Linked DNA regions of Homo sapiens: region 2 is linked to region 1. Evidence: chromatin contacts called from ENCODE Hi-C or POLR2A ChIA-PET data. All regions are on one chromosome and are shown on one strand. Each heading gives the region's core, a stretch centred on a gene start or an enhancer-like site at or near the end of the contact. The rest is flanking DNA. Distances are from core to core; before and after follow the strand shown.

Region 1 (6,635 bases), core at 4,074-6,573:
AAATAAGATCTGGGATGTGCAGTTCTTTCAGCTGTACTCCCTGTTACTATACAAAAGCCCTCCTGATATCGTAGTTAGATATGGAGAAGAGGAAGCATTCTATAGTCCTAGGATTTAGTCTCAGTCTTTCAGTGAGCCTGTGCCCCTGGACTGTGACCTTCAAAAGTGCTTTTCAGTTTTGTTTTCTTGTCTCCTTCCAATTCCAACTTAGATGAGGTAGGAGACTAGAAGGCGTTGGTATTAAGTGTTTCCGTTCCCCCAGGCCAGACAGGCTGTGTGAAAATAGTTTCTCTTGGCTGGGCACAGTAGCTCATACCTGTAATATCAGCACTTTGGGAGGCTGAGGTGAGTGGATCACTTGAGTTCAGGAGTTTGAGACCAGCCTGGGCCACACAGTGAAATCCCATTTCTCCAAAAAAAAATACAAAACTTAGCCAGGCGTGGTGGCATACGCCTTTAGTCCCAGCTACTCAGGAGGCTGAGGTGCGAGGATTGCTTGAGCCCTGGAGGCAGAGGTTGCAGTGAGCTGAGATCGTGCCACTGCACTCTAGCCTGGGTGACAGAGCCAGACTCGGTCTCGAAAAAAAAAAAAAAAAAGTTTTTCTTGAGGGCAGACTTTGTTAAGAACAAAATACTTTGGGTATATAGTCATACCTAGGTATATGAGGGGGACTGGTTCCAAAACCAATGCCCCACCCCTGTGCATGCCAAAATCCAAGCATACTTAATTCCCACAATTGGCCCACAAATACCAAAAGTCAGCCCTCCATTTACATGGGTTTCGTCTCCCACAAATACTGTATATTTTCCATCTGTGTTTGGTTGAAAAAAATCCATGTGTAGGTGGACCCACACAGTTCAAACCCATGTTGCTGAAAGGTCAACTGTATTTCCAAATGACTGCTTTCTCCCTTTTTCTGCCAAAGAGGGGATTTTCCTCCAGTTTTTACTGTGAGAACCTGGTAGGTATCCTAGAGGTAGAACTCACAAAAGTGTGGAGGATTGTCAGCCAGCCCCACTTGACTCTATTTAACTCTCAGATTTGCCCACACTAAGCCTCCTGCAATTGGTGAATTACAATTTAAGTATTCCTACTGTGGTATTGGTTTCCCAGAGGTTTCTGCTCCTGGGCTTCTGTTCTGATAAGGTGTGCTTCTCTGTATCTGCCTGTCTATCTCTCTAACTTTAGGGACAGGGGTTTGCCTGGTCATTTCAATTCTCTGATGAATCTAAGAACTGTTTGATTATCAGTTAACTGCTGATTATCAGCTCGTTCTTTTTCTTGCTGTGAGGATGGCAGTGATGACTATCAAGCTCCCTACATACTGACTGGAAACCAGATGTCTCCCTATCTGAATTAAAGCAGCCTCCTTCCTGCCCATTCTATCACTCTGCTTTACTTTCTTTGAAATACCCATTGCTATAAGAGTCTCAGCTCAACCATTTATTTACTTATTTACTGGCCTTCTCCCTTACTAAAATTTAGATTCCAGGAGAGTGGGACCCCCAGCCCTTGACACAGTACCTGGCATGAAGCAGCCTCAACTGATAGATGTTTCCTGCTTGACTGAATGAAGCACTCCTGTTCCCAAGGGACTAATTGCTGGGCATTAACCAAATCTGTTGCTCCTTTCGACATTTCTAGAATAAGATCTCTTGTGACCATCTGTCTTTTGCTTCATGGAGATGCATGAAAGGCCAGGGGAAGGGTGACGGGAGTGGCCTTGGGATCCTGAGTAGCCTTCTTCCACTGCCATAGTTTTGTTTGGTGGGTTTGAAGAAAATGTTCCACAATTAAAACATAAAGATTTAAAAACTGCAAAGATTGGGCAAAGCTATTTTGATATCAGCGTCTACAGCACAGAGGAAGCAGTCGGACCTATGAGAATTCAAATGGGAGCAAAGAAGGAGGAGACTGTTAGTTCTACTAGTGATGACTAATAATGAGCTTTCCCTCTACGACAGTACTGGTAGAAAACACAGGCGTTTCAGTTCCAAACAGGAAAATTAAGAATCTACTCATAGTCTAAGATCATTCGTGTTGCCAGGTTCAAATAAGAAATAAGAAAATAAGAAAGAATAACCCTTTCTTCCTTCTATCTTTAGTAACACCACACTTCAAAGAGTTTATTTAAAAAATATTCTATATAAAAAAATAAGTGTACTTCCTCTTATGGCTTATACTAAAAGCAGTCCAGTAATCAGTGAGGTGGAGTTGTAATGAAAGTATTCATGAAAAAAAAAAAAAGAGCAAAAAACCCAACAACAACAAACTAATACATTTCAAGTATAGCATAGAAAATACTACTGTAAAGATAAATTATCTGATTTGGGGCAATGAGCGCTCTTTCCTTTTCACAGAAAAGTTCTGTGTGCTCTGGACACCCATCCTCCTTGCTGGGCTGAGTGGCTGACATTGTGTGCACCTGTGTGCAGGAACCTAGGCAGTCGCATGCCAAGGGGTCTGGGGAGTGTGCTGTCTCTTGAGCCAAAAGGCCCTTCCTACTGAGTAGCTCAGAGGCAGAGAATGAGAGCTGCCTTGCTTTCTTACATTACCATTTGCCATTTGGTATGCATTTACACAGGCTGGCTCTGGCTGGCCAAAGGAGAGAAGATAAAGCAAATAAGAAGAAGATGTATATGCAAAGACCAACTTAAAAAAGGGGAAACAACGTCAACTTCTGAGGAAAATCAGTTGAGAAGAAATTCTCAAAAGCCAAATTGTTGTGAAAGATAAAACAGCAGCTAAGAGCTAATAATAGTAGGCTATAGATTTTCTTCCATCTGTATCAAGGCTTATTGTATAAATAAACGTTCTTTAGTATTCTTCAGCAACTGCTCGTGGGTGACTCAGTCTTTCAAAAACCGGACAAAAGGAATAATACAAATCCCCTGTATCTAGGGAATTCCTCTAATTAGAAGTGGCAATGAATTAGAGAAGAAATTTGATTTTAATTTAACATCTGCAAATGACAGATGCCTTTTCACATAGTTCTCAATGTCATTCCTTTACTAAAAATAATGCTAATAACAATAATAATAAATTATCCAAACAGAACATAACATAGTAATCCATTTAATAACCTATTTTAGTACATTCTGGTTGTTTGGTATTTTCAATGATCTTTTCTAAATAAATAATTCTTTGTATATTCAAAGGTTAACAATTTATTTTCCCTGAGAAGTTCCCAGAGCATTTTAAAGGGCATGATTTAATCTTAAACAGGTTAGTTGGCTGTGATTGGGATAAATATTTAAGAAAACTGCACATATAAAATGAAAAGAAAGAAATTTACATAACCATGTTGCAAAGTCAAACACTCTCCCTATACCGTGAGGCCACACTAGTAAGCTTAAAAGACTTCCTTTCAAACTCAGTGCCAATCCTAGGCTCCTCTCAGCCTCCCATGTGCAAATGCTCTTGTAACTTCTGGCACAACAGCCTTTTCCCAGCATTTCTGGGCACCTGCTCCAGGTACAGGTCCTGGGCTAGATGTCACCCTGAAGAGGGATGCATGAACACACATGAACACACACACACACACACACACACACACACACACTCACACTCACTCACTCACAATAGCTGCTGAACCTTCAAGAGAGCCAGCGACTACTTCCATGACGCTCTGGGGATAGTCAGGACAACTTAAGGAAAGGTACGGGCAGCTAGGAACAAGAGGATCCAAAAAAAAAAAGGCATTTAGAATCCCTGTAAGGACTACAGAGAAGCCTTGGTTCTCAACCAGCATTTCACAGCTGAGGAAGCTAAGATTCAAAGAAACGGAAAGATCTGCCCAAGACACCTACCATCTTGTGGTAGGCTTAGAACTGGAACTCTGGTGTCCCATCTCCTGTCTTACTACTTCCCCTCCTACGCTTTTCACAAATCACTGAATCACTATCATTTTTTTCTCCATGCTCGTATGTACCAGGGCTGAGTAAGTAGAGTTCAGAGGACATTAGCATATTTTCCATTTACAAAAGGGACACTCTGGTTGAGGTGAAGAGGAGGACACTTCACCAAAACTTCCTCTTGTCTCAACTGCTCCTGCTCAAGGCTGCTTCTGAACACCTACCCTCTGGTCAACTGGTCACCAGCCAGTCACTACTATGCCTGGAAATAAACATGCCCAAACCACTAAAACTTACCTTCGCAAATTTCTGAAGGCAAACACTTTGAACACCAATATTACTTTCCAGATACTGAAAGAGAGGGAAAGCAGCACGGGTACTCACTGCAGTGTGGAAGTTCTATGAATCACTTTTCTGAAGAACAACTCTGGCATTTTAACAAACCCCTTGAATCACTCACATTCTGCTCTATATGCAAGTCTTTCCTTGACTGCTGACTTAATAATAAAAGCTGGAAAAAACATAAGTCTAACAATAACACATTTCTTTTCTGTGACCAAAGAATGATTGTGTCAATGTTTATGGAGATGGACTTATTTTGAAAGTAATTTAACAATGGAATGATGCTGCTAAGCACACTGATTTTTTTTTTTTAAATGAAAAAAAGAAGTTCAATACAAAGCTCAAGAAGTGAACAGGCCCACTCAGATGAGAGGGTTTTATGCGTTCACACAAGCACACCCACACTTCTTCAACATACCATTTCACAAATGCTGTGTATTATTAAGAGGAGGCGGATTCTGCCAGGCACATAATTTGTATATTTAAGGGAGGTGTATGGAATGAAAAAGCGAAATATGTTAAATTTCAAAGGACTTGGAAGCAATGCTGCCTGTAAGCTTGTATTACAAATAGCCCTACATTATTACATACGCTATTAATGAGGCCGAGTGAATGAAAGTACAATTTGAATATGCATGACTCTACCCAATGAGCAAGACTTTTGTGTACTGATGAGGTTTTTTTTTCTCCCAAAAAAGGATTAAAATTATTCTTAGAGGAGTATGGCTGCCCAGAGAACAGTAAAATAAATGTACTTAGACCACAGAGTCATACTATACTCAGATGAAATACACAGGTGCTAAAAGAATGCCTTTGACTCTACCTACAATTTTGGAAACATGCATATCCTGTCCTTCAAAAGGAATATTCCTTAACTTCAAGCAGCTGCGTCATTACAATTTCTAAGAAAAAAATACGGATTTTGGTGGAGATCCCTAAAAGTAGGCAAGGTTAAATAAACCTTTTGAGTACAAAGCCTTCCCTTCCACAGTAAGGAGCACTAGTTAAAAGGCTGGGGAATGGGTAAATTATTGTACCAAATGGCTGAGAATTAATCTCTGCTGACTAGCTGTAATCTAACGAGGCGTCTGTGTCCCAGGGAGCCCGCAGCATGTCCCTGGCGGTATGTGCAGTGTGTCGAGTCTGCGTGGCACCCTTTGTCCTCGCTCACAGGCGGCCTTTCCCCTCATTGTCCGTAATATCCTCATGCATCTGGGACGCGTGGAATGCATTCATACTAACAGACTTACCATTGTTTTCTCTCAGAAGCTTTGTTGAGCAAAGACTGCATCACGGTTACTGATAATTATATTGCTTAATTAATCAAGACAAAAAAAATTTGCAAATCATTGCCTGGTTGCCAAGCAGGGAGATAAAAAATGACAACAATACAAGCTGAAGCAATATAACAAAAGTAACAGCTATCTGATCAGAAATTCTTATATAATGAAGCTATTAATGCTAAATCGGTTAATGTTAACATTGCTCCAGGTGTCTCTACTTAGATGCAAACAAAAAGGCTAACATTATGGATATAAAAGGCCAAATGTTGCCATGGATTCTGTAACCTGATAGAGAGGACAGCCTTTTCATTTGATTAGGGAATGCAATTTAAATACCAGGGACTGAAGCCAAACAAACAGACTTTCCCTCCGCAAGCCTCTTGCATTCACCCTGGGGTCAGTGGTTGGTGAACAAAAGGTCAGCCACACTTGCCCTGGAAATGTCTGGATTAATTTTATTACATTGTAATGGTTTGTACTTTAAATGTAAGGATAATACTAAATTTCCAGTTGGCCATTATTCTCTTCTTCCCTTTAGGCTTTTTGAATTAAAATATTAAGAAAGCGATTTGCTCAATTCATCTTGTCAGAATTTATAGCCAAATTCATTAAATGTGCAAACATTTTATAAGAAAGTTTACAAGGTATGTTAATAATTATATTCATGCATTATAAGTGTACTATCTTTTTAAAAAATCAAAAAAATCACTTTTGATTCTATAAAGTGAATTAAAATGGCTTGCATGTTTTTTACTTAAAAATAAAGGTGACATTTTTAGGACATTAAATGACATTTTAGAAGCCCATGTTGAAAATGAGCTAATAAAGCCAATTAATCCATACTAAATATTAAAGAAACACATTTCCTCTTTTTGAAAGCTATAAGACACTAAATTCACTGGTTCTCTTATATTAAAATTTTCAGTTTAATTCTTTAAAGTAGTGCTCTTCATGGACAAATACAAATGTTAGCACTAAGAGCCATTTTCATACACAAAACTGAAAACTTCACGCACATGGAGATCAGAATAAAAAATGATGCAAATATTTAATATGAAGTGACTTTTGGCATCTGCGTTCCCTCAATAGAAAAGAGGGTTCCCTTTATGTCAGGCTTTGCAACAGCCAGAATGGGACTTTTATGAATTCAGGAGT
Region 2 (6,388 bases), core at 2,956-5,455, 1.1 Mb after region 1:
GGCATGAGCCACCGTGCCTGGGAAGTTTATTTATTTTTATTGTTTGTATGGTATTGTATTGTATGACTATGCCTCCATTTATTTATCCATTCTACAGTTCATGAACATTGGAGTTGTTCCAGATCTGGGCTAATAGGAACACTATGTTAGTTACCTTTCCTTGGTTACTAACAGGGTTGGGCATCCTTCATATGTCTGTTGGCTATTTGGATTCCCTTTTTTGAAACGCATATCAGGGTTTTGGGGGCCCATTTTTCTATGTTTTGTTTATTCCTTACTGATTTATAGACATTCTTTATGTAGTTTGAGCTCTCTGTCAGTTTTATGTTCCCCTAATATTTTCTCCCACTCTGTGGCTTGCCTTCTCGCTCTCTTAATGTTGTCTTTCGATTAACAAAATTCTTATATTTAATGTACTCGAATTTATCAGTTTTCTTTAACCTTCTAAAAGCTTTTTTTTCTTGGTCTTTTCAACTTGGTTTTCACATATACTCCACCTGGAATTGAATTTTGTATATGGTTTGAGGTAGGGGCCTCATTTCATGTTTTCCTTGTGGATACTCAATTGTCCCAGCCACATACATTTTTAAAATAGTTTTTTCTCTATCCTCCTTCAATTTTATCTTTGCCATAAATCAAGTGTCCATATATATCTGGATCTCTTTAAGAACACTCTATCCTATTCCATTAATCTATTATCTGTCCTTGTACAAACACTAGGCTGCTTTAATTAATGTAGTGTTATTTTAAGTTGATACTGGGCAGAGCAAATCCACTCTCTTCTTTGTTCTTCAGGAATAGCTTAACCACTTTTGGTCTTTTCATTTCCATATACATTTTAGAATCTGCTTGTTGGGATTTCAGTTGGGATCAGTAAATCTATACACCAAGTTCATGTAGGATTGGTATTTTTATGACATTGAGCCCTTCAGTGCATGAATATGGTGTTGCTTCTCATTTATTTAGGTCTTCCTTAATAAAAATTTACAGTTTTCTGCATAGAGGTCTCGAAATGTTTTGTTAGATTTATTCCTAGGTACTTGATATTCCTTTCAACACAAATGTAAATGATATATTTTTCTTTTAAATTAATATTCTAGCCATTTGTTACTAACACAGAGAAATGTAGTCGATTGTTGTGTAATGAGTAGCCTTGTAAAACTCACAGTTTCTAATATCTTATTCTGTCAGTTTTCTATGTATTCAATCATTATCTTCAAAATAAGAATACTTTTGCTCTTTCCTTTTTAAATCTTTGTGCATTTTAGTATATTTTTCTTGTCTTACTCTATTGGCTGAAACCTCTACTCTAAATGTTGAAGGGAAGTGGTTATTATGGGCATCTTTGTCCTCATCATGATTTCCAGAGGAAAGTATTTAATATTTCATTATTAAGTTAGATGTTTGCTGAAGATTTATTGTAGGTAAACAATATCACATTAATAAGTCCCCTTCTTTTTCTAGTTTGTTGATAGTATTTATTTTAAATAATAAATGAATGTTACACCTTATACTTGATTTTTGGATCTGTGAAACAATCACGTTTTTGCTTTATATTCTCAGTGTGATGAATTATATTGATTGATTTTTTTAACATTAAGTCAGCTTTGTGTCTTTGAGATAAACTAAATTTAGTAATGAAGTATCCTTCTATTTCATATCCCTGGATTCAGACTGACTTTTTCTGTTGTTTAGAATTTTTGCATCTACGGTCATACATGATATTCATCTGTCATCTCCCTTCCACTACGAATTAAGGTTTCAAGTCTACACTAGTCTCAAAAATGAGTTGAAGAATATACTTTCTTCCATTTTCTGAAAGACAGTCTAAAAGATTGGAGTTATTTCTCACTTAAATATTTTGTGAAATTTATACATATGCAACTTCATTACCTAAAAAGGGCCATCTTCCAAATTACATTAAAATTTACACAATTACATAAAATTTCAATTGTAATAAGTTATAATCATGTAAAATTGCAACCACATAATTAAAAAATTTAAAATGACAAATAGATAAAAATCACATAAATTACAATTTTATAAAAACTACATAATACATTACAAAATTACATGACAAAACCTTCCTCAAAACAGGCTTTGGAGTCAGACTGTCTCTGTATGAATTTTGGCGCTGAGGACAGGCTGTGCAATCCTGTGCCAATCTCTTTACTCCTCTGACCTCTCAACGTCCTTATCTACCATGGTCCCTCTACCTCCTTCAGATGTCAGGAGGAGTAAATGAAACAATGATATGTAAATCAATTTGCCCTGAGCTTGGTCTATAAAAGGTGTTTAATATTTGGTAACAACGTTCATGATTATATGTTAATAATTTATTCACTCAAGTGTTTATTGAGCATCTATTGTGGGGCCAGGCATGCTGGATACTGGGAAAGCAACGGGAGGCAAAATTGGATGCGGCCTTTCATGCACCCGGAGCAAGGATTCAGCGTTTGTTCCCGCAGAACCATGACCCACCCCCACTGAAATGAAATGGAGGCCAGTGTTTACCGGGCCACCTCTGCGTACCTCTTTTGAGCTCTGCATATTGCTTTTGTGCCAGATGGGCAAGAATAAATGAAAGCAGCCATTTCTGCTAGGGAGCAATCAGAGCTTAATATTGAGCTTTTTGGAAACTGACTCGTAGCAGTCATAGGCAAGGGCCACTTCCTTGAGGAAATGAATGAAGACGTCTTGCTTTTCCTAAGCTAGGTTCCCCGTTTGTATTTCTTGACAAGGGCCAAATGTGTCATACAAAGGACTGTTTTCATTGTCCCTGTTTTTCAGTTTCCTCCAAGCCCTACCAGCTTCTCTGCTTCTGCAGGAAGTTTACCAGGAAACAGGTGCACAAAAGGAAGAATTTGCTGAGGCCCTGGCAAACTGGAAACTGAATCCAGGTGGCCAAGGTCTAATCCTCCCCTACACCAGGTAATTTCTCTCCCTTGCATCTGATCTTGTGAAGTCCATAGTTCTCAGGTGGCCCATGGCTCCTCCAGTACTTCTGGAAATCTTTGCACCAGTGCCTTTTTTTTTTAATTTTTTATTTTTTGCCATACATGGCTTTGATTCTCTGCTACACATTTCTCAGATGGTTTTATGAGACCTCAGGAATAATACCTATTTCTTGGCTTTGTGTGAGGACTCAGTGAAACATGTTAGGAATGCTGTGAAGTCTGGTTGGCAGTGCAGAATAAGGGCTCATTTATTGGACTGGTTGTTGGGTCAGGTGGGGCAGTCTATCTGTAGATATACAGACACATAGATCAATGAACATACAGATGGAGATACAGCTATATAGATAGATGCACATGTACACATACATATAGTGTATTCACATACATGTATTAATTCAACATTTTTTCTTTTTTGAGATAGAGTCTGAGTCTGTCACCCAGGCTGGAGTGCAGTGGTGCGATCTCGGCTCACTGCAACCTCTGCCTCCTGGGTTCAAGAGATTCTCATGCCTCAGTCTCCCTAGTAGCTGGAATTACAGATGTGTGCCACCACCACGCCTAGCGATTTTTTTTTTTTCTATTTTTAGTAGAGACAGTGTTTCGCCATGTTGGCCAAGCTGGTTTTGAATTCCTGACCTCAAGTGATCTGCCCTCCTTGGCCTCCCAAAGTGCTGGGATTACAGGTGCGAGCCACTGTGTCTGGCCTAATTCAACACTTTAACAAATAATCCAGTGCCTACTATATGCAATTCACTGTATTCATATTTACATGAGTGGATCAATTATTAGTCCTATTTGTGAAATCCAAAAAAAGAATCTAACATTTGAATTTACGTAAGAAGTGTTGGAAAAACTGTTTTCCCAAATGAGCTAAGATGGAGGAATGGGACTTTTAGGAGTCGGCTTCACAAGTTACCTGCTAATCATTGATCTCAATGTAGGCTAATCCCAGGCAGTGAGAGATGGCCATTCGAGGGCATCACTGCAGAAGACCTGGCATTCTGCCTCCTTTTGGAGTCAGACTTTGGTCCCCTGCAGTGTTTGCCATTGTGGGGGCATCAGATGCTGATGGGCAGAATGAATGTGGAGGAAGTTGGCTTCACTAGGGCAAGGAATGAATGGCCACCACTGCTTTTGTGCCAAAGGACTAAGCCTCCCTGGGAGAGAGGACAAGAACAGGCTGGAGGAGGGGTGCCCTTCATCATCTTGTGAGCATCTGGGCCAAGTTCAGGGCTGGTGCTCTCGTTCAGATAGATTTAGCTGGTGGTGCAGAGATCCGTGAGCTTGCTTTTACAGGACTTTAATGATATATAAAAGCAGCACGAGGTGCTCCTGACTGTGGATTAATTTGGAGATGACTTTCTCTGTTGAAGAGTAGCAAGACTCTCGCGAGTTCTTAAAAATGCACTTGTTTGGTATGAGAATGAAAAGCAGTGGCTGAAGAACCAATCTTCAATGGGCAAGCCTTCTCTGGTAAGTTAAACAAATTCAGGCTGGGATTTAGAGGAATTCGTGCTTGTGTAAGGATTAGGGCATGCCAAAGTGAAAACTCCAGTATGCAAAAGTATTACTGAGAGGTGATTTAGAAATACAGATACTTGCGTTTATTTGACAGATCTGGAGCAGTTACTGTCTGCTGCAAAGGTTGCCACTACGGATGCAAGAGGAAAGGGCCCTCATGATTTCTGTTTGATTGTGGCCACCAAGACTAAATGGCGGAATGTAGGAATTACAAAAGCATGGAGGAAGGGAGGGAATTTTTGCAACTCATGAATAACCTTGTAAATGGAAAAGCCTGCTTTACCCCTGAAAAAGGAATAAAAGACTTGAGTTTACATGAGAAGTGTTAAAAAAAATTTCCCGTATACCCTTGCCTTCTGGTTAATTCCATTTTAAAATTGTAATTTAAAGCTAAATTAAAAGTAAGCCAATGTTGTGGAGGCGTGGAGTGGAATACAAGTACCTGGGCCCCACTTCCCAAGATCTGGATTTAGCTGGTCTGAGATAGATCCTAAACTCTGAATTTCTAACAAGCTCCCAGGTATGCTGATGCTGCTGTTCTGCACGTCATACCTGGGGTGGCACTGAGTGAGAGGTTGTTAGTTTTCCATTTTTGAAGGTATTGAGCAGAGAATGGTTCTCAAATTTGGCTGCATTAGAGTCAACTGGGGAGCTTTAAAAAAGCCCTAGTATCCTGACTGCATCCCAGATCAACAACAGCAGAAAGTCCCATAAAAGCAAGCTCATGGATCTCTGCACCACCAGCTACATCCATCTGAACAAGAGCACCAGCACTGAACTTGGCCCAGATGCTCACAAGATAATGAAGGCTGTGGGGTTCAGGCATCTGTATTTTTAATAGCTTCCCACATAGTTCAATGTGTAGCCGAGGTGAAGAACTGCTGCTCTAGGAGGAAATTATTTGAGGCAACGGCAACCAAAGGTCTTAGTCATCATGAGGTGTCAGAATCACTTTGGAGACCACGAATATTTTGTAACGCTTCCTGTCCTATCTTGAAATGAAATTCACAGATTGTATAATCTACTTACATGCATCATTACAAAAAGTTCTTTCTGTAATATAAAGGAGAAACAAAAGAGAAGTTGAAAAAGGTAACTTTTGGTAAACACACACACACACACACACACACACACACACACACATATTCGATAGGTAAATGCTTGGGCACAAGCTCTCTAGAAGACGTAATAAAGTATCCAGGTGTTTGTCTTGTAAGAATGTGATCCCGACAACCCCAGAGCCAGGCCAAGCCTGGAGCACAGGACCAGTGACTCAGACACTACCGGCTTGGCGTCATGGTGCCGTGGTTTTCCATACTGGTGAAAAACGCTCAGTAAATTTCTAGGCACAACAACACACGTTGACTGACTCTGGGTTCCTGCATATTCCGCTCATACTAAACCAGGCGATAATGCTCTATGATTACGTGTCAGAGAGTTAGGGCCTAGGGTAGGTAATTAGCAACTGGTTGTTCACCGACATGCATTTCAGGCTGAATTTTGAGCATTTCAGAAATTCTAGCTTCCCTCTTCCTCCCCCAAATGCGAAGATGTCTCCACTATAATTGAGCAATCACAAACGGCCCCTTCCAATGTCTCAGGGCTCCCCGTTGAACACCCATGTGGAATAAGGAGTGAAGGTGAGCTCACTGAAATGCACTCGATGCCAGTTCCACCTTCCACACCGGAGCAGCGTCCCGCAGACCAGGGCTGGTGGGCGAAACTGGTGGGCAAAATGGGGTGGGCTGGATAAAGGACTCCCACCCCAAATGGCTGCAGGGGCCTATTTGAGGGAGTGGAGAGAGAAGGGTTGCGGGCTTCCAGCCAAGCTTTACCCTCACTGAAAGTTCAGGTTCAGGGCCCAGTCCCCCAGCGTGAAAAAGGGACCCTTATAAAGAGGTAAAGGGGCT

Evidence for each region. A loop is a pair of places that touch in the nucleus more often than their neighbours do. ChIA-PET counts read pairs that join two places held with the same protein, here RNA polymerase II (POLR2A). Pooled maps may share reads with other maps.
Region 2: a loop to region 1 is called in a map of sciatic nerve, with 17 times the contacts of the local background. The contact joins the promoter of LINC01727 here to the enhancer-like site in region 1. A Hi-C loop is called at or near these places in 1 of 168 maps with a recorded cell type or tissue (sciatic nerve) and 2 of 50 pooled maps. POLR2A ChIA-PET finds 5 or more read pairs at or near these places in 1 of 52 experiments (activated naive CD4-positive, alpha-beta T cell).

What each region holds. Positions count from the first base shown.
Region 1 is chr20:20,487,333-20,493,967 of GRCh38, forward strand. All of the region lies in intron 36 of RALGAPA2 (Ral GTPase activating protein catalytic subunit alpha 2), which reads right to left. Among named protein-coding and RNA genes, the nearest start is that of INSM1, 120 kb to the left of the region's middle. RefSeq lists an enhancer at 4,977-6,224. Within about 2 kb of position 5,324, at least 4 of the 41 ENCODE cell types and tissues checked have a DNase peak (open chromatin) inside an H3K27ac peak, as active enhancers do.
Region 2 is chr20:21,565,819-21,572,206 of GRCh38, forward strand. It overlaps LINC01727 (long intergenic non-protein coding RNA 1727), which reads left to right and starts at 4,206. Exons shown (of 4, transcript NR_109880.1): 1 at 4,206-4,430.